Linked DNA regions of Homo sapiens: region 2 is linked to region 1. The links are chromatin contacts, found by Hi-C or POLR2A ChIA-PET in ENCODE. All regions are on one chromosome and are shown on one strand. Each heading gives the region's core, a stretch centred on a gene start or an enhancer-like site at or near the end of the contact. The rest is flanking DNA. Distances are from core to core; before and after follow the strand shown.

Region 1 (3,867 bases), core at 805-3,304:
AATCATGAAGTCAAAGGGTCGTGGATACTTTTCTTTGCTGTACTTGAGGCTTCACATCTGCCCCAGGTATGTCTGGCTCCTCCCCCTCCCTTTCCTGGGATAGGCCCATACCACCATGAAAGACCCATACCGCCCCTCCTGGGAGCTGGGACCAGGAGCCCACCACTGTCTGGAGTCACTGAAGAGAAGGAACATCCTCCTAGACTGAGGGTTTAAGACCAAAATAGCCTGTGCCCACTCCCATGTCTGTTCTTGCCTTGTTTATGGAAAGCCAGAAGCTCATGGAATGTGAGGATTGTACAATGACGCCATCAAGAATGTCCAGGCCACATGGCATCAAGGTGAAATCACTCAAGGCTCAAGACCCCCTCTTGGGGCTTGCCTTGGGGCCCTGAATAGTCTGTCCCAGGCCCTGCAGCCAGGTCTGAGTCTTCCAGTCCCTTCCCCTCTCTAGGCCTGTCTCTCCCACAGGTCTGCAGGGAGTGTCAGATGACAATATACTGTGACTTGTAAACCATAAAGTACTAGACATAAGCGAGGAGCTATCATTATATTATAGATCCAAGAGTTGACAATCTCTAGGGTCAGAAATCAGCTGCTTGGGGCTAAGCCCATATAGATAAAATCGGCCCATCCCTCCAAATATAGGCAGTTGGTAAGAGCTAAGTTCGAATCCTGGCTATATTCACAGCTAATTCTGGGACCTTAGGCAACTGACTTTACCTCAGTCTCCTTAACTGTAAAATGGGACTAATAATGGTGTATACCTCATTGCTAAGAGATTACAAGACATGTTGCAACCAATTTGGAAAACAGTTTGCCAGTTCCTCGAAAGGTTAAACAGTTGCCATATGACCCAGCAATTCCACTCTTCCTTATCTATCCAAGAGAAATGTAAACATAAGGCCCCCACACAAAAGCTTGTACCTGAATGGTCAGAGCAGCATTATTCATAATGGCTAAAAACTAGAAACACGCGAATGACCATCACTGATGAATGGAAAAACAAAATCTGGTATAGTCCCAGCTCCCAGGAGGGGCAGTATAGGTCTTTCATGGCGGTGTGGGCCTATCCCAGGAAAGGGAGGGGTGGAGTCAGACATACCTGGGGCAGATGTGAATCCAGAAGCACTGATACATGCTACAATGTGGATGAAACTTGAAAATGTTCAAGAGAAAGAATCCAGACATAAAAGGCCATATATTGTATAATTCCATTTATATGAAATATCCAGAAAAGGGACATCTATAGAAACAGGAAGCAGATTAGTGGTTGCCAGGGACTGGGGGAGCCAGGATGCGGAGTGACTGCTAATTGGTAGGAGTTTCTTTTTGGGGTGATGAAAATGTTCTAAAATTAGAATGTTGTGATGGCTGCACAACTCTGTAAATATGCTAAAAATCATTGTACACTTTAAACGTGAATTTATGGTATGTTTATGTTCCATAAAACTGCTGGGGAAAAGACTACAGGAGAAAGTAGGTAGAGCTTCGGGCGTGCGTGGCTCAGTAAACGCTGGTGATTATTAATAATTAGGTCTCACGAGGTAATTTAAAGCCCCAGAAGCAGTGAGTGCAATGGGACTGCCAGACTTCTGGCTCAGGCTGGGCCTTTAAGCCGCTCTGCGTCCCTGAACTCACTTGGGCCTCCTCAGAGTTCCTCATAAATGAATGGGGCAAACAATCCCTACCACGTCCTTGGGGTCTCGCAGGGAGCGGGGCTCAGGAGGCAGATGAGGAATCCATGGAGGAAGCCCTGGGCCTCCGGCTCGCGCTCTGCAGTAGGTGACAGGCCCCGCTTGGAGCCAACCCGGAAAGGCCCGAGCTCGTCCAGGTGAGTTCTTGTGATTGGCAGCCCGGAGGAGGGCGGGGAGGGCTGCGGTGACGGCTGCCCCGCCCCCTCACTTCGGGCTTGTTGGCGCCCGCCGGGGGAGGGTGGGCGGGGCCCGGGGTCCGCGGCGCCCATTGGGCGTGGGGGGAGAGCTCCGGGGTGGGCCTGGAGCCCCGCCCCCCGGCCTTGCGGCGGCCAATAGGCGCCGCGCGTGGGCGGGGCGTCGGCGGCAGCAGGGCGGCTGAGGTGGCCGCTGGAGCTCAGGCGGCGGGCGCGGCTGGGATGGCGAAGAGCAACGGAGAGAATGGGCCGCGCGCGCCCGCGGCCGGGGAAAGCCTGTCGGGAACCCGGGAGAGCCTGGCCCAGGGCCCCGACGCCGCAACCACCGACGAACTCAGCTCTCTCGGGTCTGACTCGGAGGCCAACGGCTTCGCCGAGCGCCGCATCGACAAGTTCGGCTTCATCGTGGGCTCGCAGGGCGCCGAGGGCGCGTGAGTAGCGCCGGGGGTCGGGACTGAGCGCGCCACCCACGCGAGGGGCCTCGACACGGACGGAGGCGCCCTCGGGACTTGCCGACACGTCCCCCTCCCAGGCAGGGACCACTAATCCCCGTTCCCTCCCCTGCCCCACCCCCACCACCCCTGCCTTCCTAGACCCGCCCCCTTCGCAGTCCTACTTCCGACCCAGGGGGCGGACGGGCCCACACCTCCACCCGCCACCTCCACCCTCCGGACAGACTGACCCGCTCCCAGGAAGGACCGACTGTGCCCTCCTTCCAGCCGTGGAACAGAATGACAGACTGCCCCAAACCCACCCCTGCCGCCAAGACCTTAGGGATGATTGTTTCTGCCACCCCGACAGGCTCCCAGATGGCTGGCGCCCCCCTCCATAGACACTCATTCTCCATCTTTCCCCCTCCCACAAACCCACAGACGCCCTTGTCTCCCCGCCTCACTGCCCCCACACCAGGAGACCTCAGACCGACTTCAGGACTGACTGCCCCGCCCCCACCCCTTCCCAGGACAGACTGACCCTTTCCTCGAGGCATACAGACCTCTGGATGGACAGACATTGGTCACCTCCCTCCCCTCAGCTCCATCCTGGGACAGACAGTCCCTTCTCCTCATGGAAGGGTCGGAGAAGGGCCCCCTATCCGCTCATACACAGCTTCCTCCACTGGCACTGGCAACAGGTGGGCAGGTACTCCCCCTTCCCAGCACGTACAGGGCGACAGGGAGCCCCACCACTAGGACAGACCATCAGCTCCAGCAGCCACAGGAGCCAGTAGATGGGCTCTGTGTATGTCCTGTGTATGTATGCGCCTCCTCCCAAGGGCAGATCTTGGGCGTGGGACGGGGGCAGGCAGGGAGACAGCAGGGTCCCTGCTCATATTAGCACCCCCCGATGTCCTATCCCGAGAGCACCCAGACACCCAGCTAGCAGACAGAGAAATGTGGGGCAGTGGAACAGCACCTTGCCTCCAAGCTGGGCCCCATGTTGCCCCACAGAATCCCCCGAGCCCAGGCCTCAGAGATCATGTGTACAGGCTGGCGGTCCCCTTAGGAAAGATGGACTCCATACCCCACTCCCATCCCAGCTGTCCTGTCACGTGAGACCAGTGTTGTGCACAGAACTGACAAGACTCCCTCCTGATGTGTGCTTTCCATCCCAATCACCAGTAGGAGCTCCTGGGGCCCTGCCATGACCCTACTCCAGAGAATATCCTTTCTCCCTTTCTCTGACCAATTGAGATTGTCCAAGGTCACCCCAGACTCTCTCATGACTTATGGAAGCGCTTTAACTGTCTAAGAACCCCTGTCACTTCCGGGATTTTCCCCAGCCCTAAAGCCTCTTATTCACCAGGCCTCCTTCTTCCTTGGAGAAATCCAGGCCCCTCCCCTAAGGGGAGTTCCCTCTCACCCACTGGATCTGTCTCCTCCAGTATCTCCCTACTGGCTCACAGCAGGCTAGGTTTAGTCCAGGACTCAGAGAGAGCACCCCTCATTCTGAACCCTCACCCTGACTGATGCTTTGTC
Region 2 (4,052 bases), core at 1,534-4,033, 340 kb before region 1:
TGTAGAGTAGGGTTCGAAGGATGAATTTGAGAGGTGTTTAGCTTGGGGAGCACTTGCTCTAGACCCTGTGCCTAAAGGGGATCTGGGAGGCGGGGGCTTGGGGGAGTATAGATCAGAGCAGGGAGAAATAAAAGTAAGAGTTTGGACAGATGTTAGGCTGGTTAATAGGGGAATTCCAGAAGAAGGTTTGGGGAAAATTTAGAATAGGGAGGTGTGGGGTGGACAGGGGTTTTAGGAGACTCTGAAAGGTGAGGTGAAACATGGGGTGGGGTGGGGTAGAATGGAGCTAGGTACTCCAGGTGAAAATATAACAATCTGGTCAAAATGAGGAAATGCTGAAGAGTGGATATACTTCTAAGCACTGCATTTTCACTTTTTGATAATTTGGTTACACCATGAAGTAGTCTTACAAATAAATACCTTTAAATGGTTTTGCCCATTTAAAAATAATTCTTCAGGATCAGGCACAGTGGCTGAGGCCTATAATCCCAGCACTTTGGGAGGCCAAGGTGGGCAGATCACTTGAGGTCAGGAGTTCGAGACCAGCCTGGCCAACATGGTGAAACCCCATCTCTACTAAAAATACAAAAATTAGCCGGGTGTAGTGGTGAGCACCTGTAATCCCAGCTAATCAGGAGGCTAAGGCAGGAGAATCACTGGAACCCAGGAGGCAGAGGTTGCAGTGAGCCAAGACTGTGCCACTGCACTCGGGCCTGGGCCACAGAGCTAGACTCTGTCTCAAAAAAAAAATTGTTCATATTTTCTTTCTAAAATGCGGAAACAAAATCTACAGTATGGAAGCAATTGAATAAATTTTGGTATGTCATAAAATAAAATACATGTAATTGTGTATGAAACATAGACGGGTGGTATATTAGATGGGAGAAAAAAGCAGGTTACTAAAAAGTGAACTTTTGTGATGTATCTTTTTTAAGTATAAGCATGTTGTAACATATATATATATATATATATATATATATATGAATGGATTCTGATCAAAATACACCAAAATGTTAACAGTGATTGTCCCTAGCCACTTATGCTGCTGGCCTGTCTTGTCTTCTTTTTATTTCTTCGAGACGGGGTCTCACTCTGTCCCCCAGGTTGGAGAGTAGTGGCACAATCTCAGCTCACTGCAACCTCCACATCCCAGGCTCAAGTGATCCTCCCACCTCAGCCTCCTGAGTAACTGGGACCACAGGTGAGCCACCAAGCCCGGCTAATTTTTTGTATTTTTGGTAGAGATGGGGTTTCACCCTGTTGCCCAGGCTGGTCTCGAACTCCTGAGCTCAGGTGATCCAACTGCCTCAGCGTTTCAAAGTGAAGTGGTGGGAATACAAGCGTGAGCCACCATGCCTGTCCTCATTTTTCTATAAGTGTACACTACTTTTATAATTGGGTCAAAAAAGACAACTGTAGAAGGATAAAAAATATTGAAGGACTAGTTTTTCTAATGCATTTTCAGCCTATTTGGAACTGGAGTGTTGTGAATGTTTTCATATTTACAAACTAGTATGAACAATCCAACTTCTCAATCTCTCATTTACATTTTTCTGACCTCTATGCATAGCCTAGGTGTGAGGTGATGGAAAAAGCTGGTTTAGAGATCAAGATGCTCAAACACAAAAGTCCCCCAAATCCTGAGAGTTTTTTGTTTTTTTAAAAAAATCCTTAAAACATTTAAAGACGCATAAAACTCTTCACCCACTCAGTGGTGCAAAAAATTTACCAATACTAGAAGGGGAGGAGGCTGGCAACGACTGGAAATATTCCCTTTCAAGTAATAAATAATGGTTATTTTGAACCAAATTGCTTTCCACCTCAAGTCCTCCATGGATGGGAGCCTGGAGGATGCAGTGATGGGGGTTATGGAATGGAAAGGAGCGTGGGTAATTGGGTTTGTGAGGATTGGGGCCAGGCAGAGGGAACTGGGGGCTTTTCCAGGACCACTGGGGAACACAGAGGCTGAGAAGGGGAGTGTGGGATGGGTTCGAGCTGGGGAGGACCTCGGCCTCGCCAGGCTCTAAGGAGAGTCACAGCTCACCACCTAGGGCGCTGGGACCACACGATGTCATGCCTGGGAGACTGAAGGGCTAGGACAGATTCTGAGAAAATGTGGACTGGAGATGGGGATTCCAGGTTCTCCCGGGAGTCCAGGCGAGGGAGTTCCGGCTTCAGGGAGTCCCAAGAGCTAGACTGGGAAGGGGCTGGTGCCCAGGACTATGAGAAATCCAGACTCCCCTGGGGTGTGAAAAAGGGCCGAGGTCCGGCTGAGGGAGAGCGAGTCTGAAAGAGTTCGGGCTCCCTTGCGGGTCCGAGAGTCTAACGAAGGCTCTGGGCACCCAGGCCGCACCTGAAGAGCACCAACGACTGCTCGGTCCGCGGCGCGGGAAGGAGATGTGCGGCTGAACCCCTACGCCGATTACTTAGCGGCGGCCCTATCGAGAGGGTGGTTCGAGCCCGAGGTGGCGCCGGTCCCGTAAATCGTGGAGGATCTCAGGTCCCCTGTGACCAAGGGCGTAGTCAGCTGTGTCATGGCGGCTTCCCTGTTCGAGAAACAGTTGGAAACTGGAGGCCGGTTGGGAGTCATGGTCGTTGGGCGCACGGAGGCCGGTTGGAAGCCATGGTCGTTGGGCGCCAGGAGGCCGGTTGAGAGCCGTGCTCGTTGGACGCGCGCAGACCTGGAGTTAGTCCCTGGGCGGAACCTGGAGCCCCGCGCGGCGCGTTGCCTGGGAGACGCATAAGGGGGCGGGGCCGGGGAGGGAGTGTCGCACATGCGCACAGAGCCCGGGCGGCTACGGAAGCGGTGAGACTGTCTCTCGGCTGCAGCCCTGGTGCGACCCGGCCCGTTGCCGTAGAGATGGGCAGGGCTGGATGGAGTGGGGTGCGGTGAGCTGAGCTGACCCTGCTTCGCCACGGGGACTGCAGTGACCCCGGCTTGCCGGCAGGGCGGGTAACAGGTTGAGCCAGGGTGGGGCTGCTCAGGGGCGTGGAGCCGAGGCCAGGATTTCTCTGAAGACCCGGCACAGGCTATTCCTTTCTGCGACGAGCCCATTGCTATGGAAACCAAAGCGTTAGGCCAGCGGGGATTGAGGCTGCGGGATCATGACGGGTCTCTCTCCCGAAGAACCTTGCCTAAGGCTTCCCCAAGCGGCTACTTCCTGAGCGAACCCGCCCACCCGCCTGAAGGAGAGAGGTAAAACCCTGGGGGTCCTGACACTAAGCAGGCGAAGAAGCCTATTCCAATGCCAGCTCCCCTAGGAAACCTACCCGGCCCACCCCTAGAAGTGATGCTTCGCTCTCGTTAACTCTTGGACTTTGTTCCATGTTTATAACTTAGTATTTCACGAACGCCCCGCGGTGTTTGTTCATTTTTCCCACACATAATGGACCATAAAGGTCGGCTTCTTTGCTTTATGACTCGTTCTGAACAAGTCCTTTTCCGCGCTGTGTCTCACTTTCCTCTTTTGTAAAATGGAAATATTAACTCTAGACGCCGGTCTGATTAGGTTGCTTTGAAGATCGAACCAGATGAGGGAAGCCAAATACTTCATAGGCTGTAAAGTGGTGAAGCTGAACTGCTACCGAGTTGCTATTTTTTTCTCCTCCTCCCTCTCAAGCTAAACGTTCTTTAGATCTTTTGTGATTTCTTCAGGTGGTCTTTGCGACTCCCTAGGCTCCGACCTGGAAGAAATCTTTTTTACACTTCCCTTTCACAGAGCCCTGCATTTTAACTTCCCTATCAGAAGCGAGAAAAATAGTTATCATTTTGAGAGGGCTTACTCTATGCCAAGCCCTGAGAAAACTCTTTACGTGGATTATCTCGTTTAATTTCACAACATCCTTTTAAGGTAGGTACTGTTATCCTATTTTCAAGCTCTGTCTGCCTGTAATTGCCTGTTTACTATCTGTTTCTCCCACTAGTCTTTGAGCTCCCTGAGAAAAGGGGCCATGCCTGTCTTGTACATTTCAGTATCTCCAACACCTAATACAGTGCCTGATAGAGATTGCTTTTTTTTTTTTTTTTTTTTTTTTTGAGATGGAGTCTCACG

The links. A loop is a pair of places that touch in the nucleus more often than their neighbours do. ChIA-PET counts read pairs that join two places held with the same protein, here RNA polymerase II (POLR2A). Pooled maps may share reads with other maps.
Region 2: a map with no recorded cell type shows a loop between it and region 1 (9-fold over the local background). The contact joins the promoter of DUSP18 here to the promoter of TBC1D10A in region 1. A Hi-C loop is called at or near these places in 2 of 37 single-sample maps with no recorded cell type and 2 of 50 pooled maps. POLR2A ChIA-PET finds 5 or more read pairs at or near these places in 2 of 52 experiments (IMR-90 and naive thymus-derived CD4-positive, alpha-beta T cell).

What each region holds. Positions count from the first base shown.
Region 1 is chr22:30,325,128-30,328,994 of GRCh38, reverse strand. TBC1D10A (TBC1 domain family member 10A) reads left to right here and starts at 2,054. Exons shown (of 9, transcript NM_031937.3): 1 at 2,054-2,322. The coding sequence starts at 2,114. RefSeq lists silencers at 1,802-2,131, 2,432-2,481 and an enhancer at 2,698-3,647.
Region 2 is chr22:30,666,606-30,670,657 of GRCh38, reverse strand. DUSP18 (dual specificity phosphatase 18) reads left to right here and starts at 2,783. Exons shown (of 2, transcript NM_152511.5): 1 at 2,783-3,196. It also overlaps a transcript of SLC35E4 not described here. RefSeq lists an enhancer at 2,296-2,685.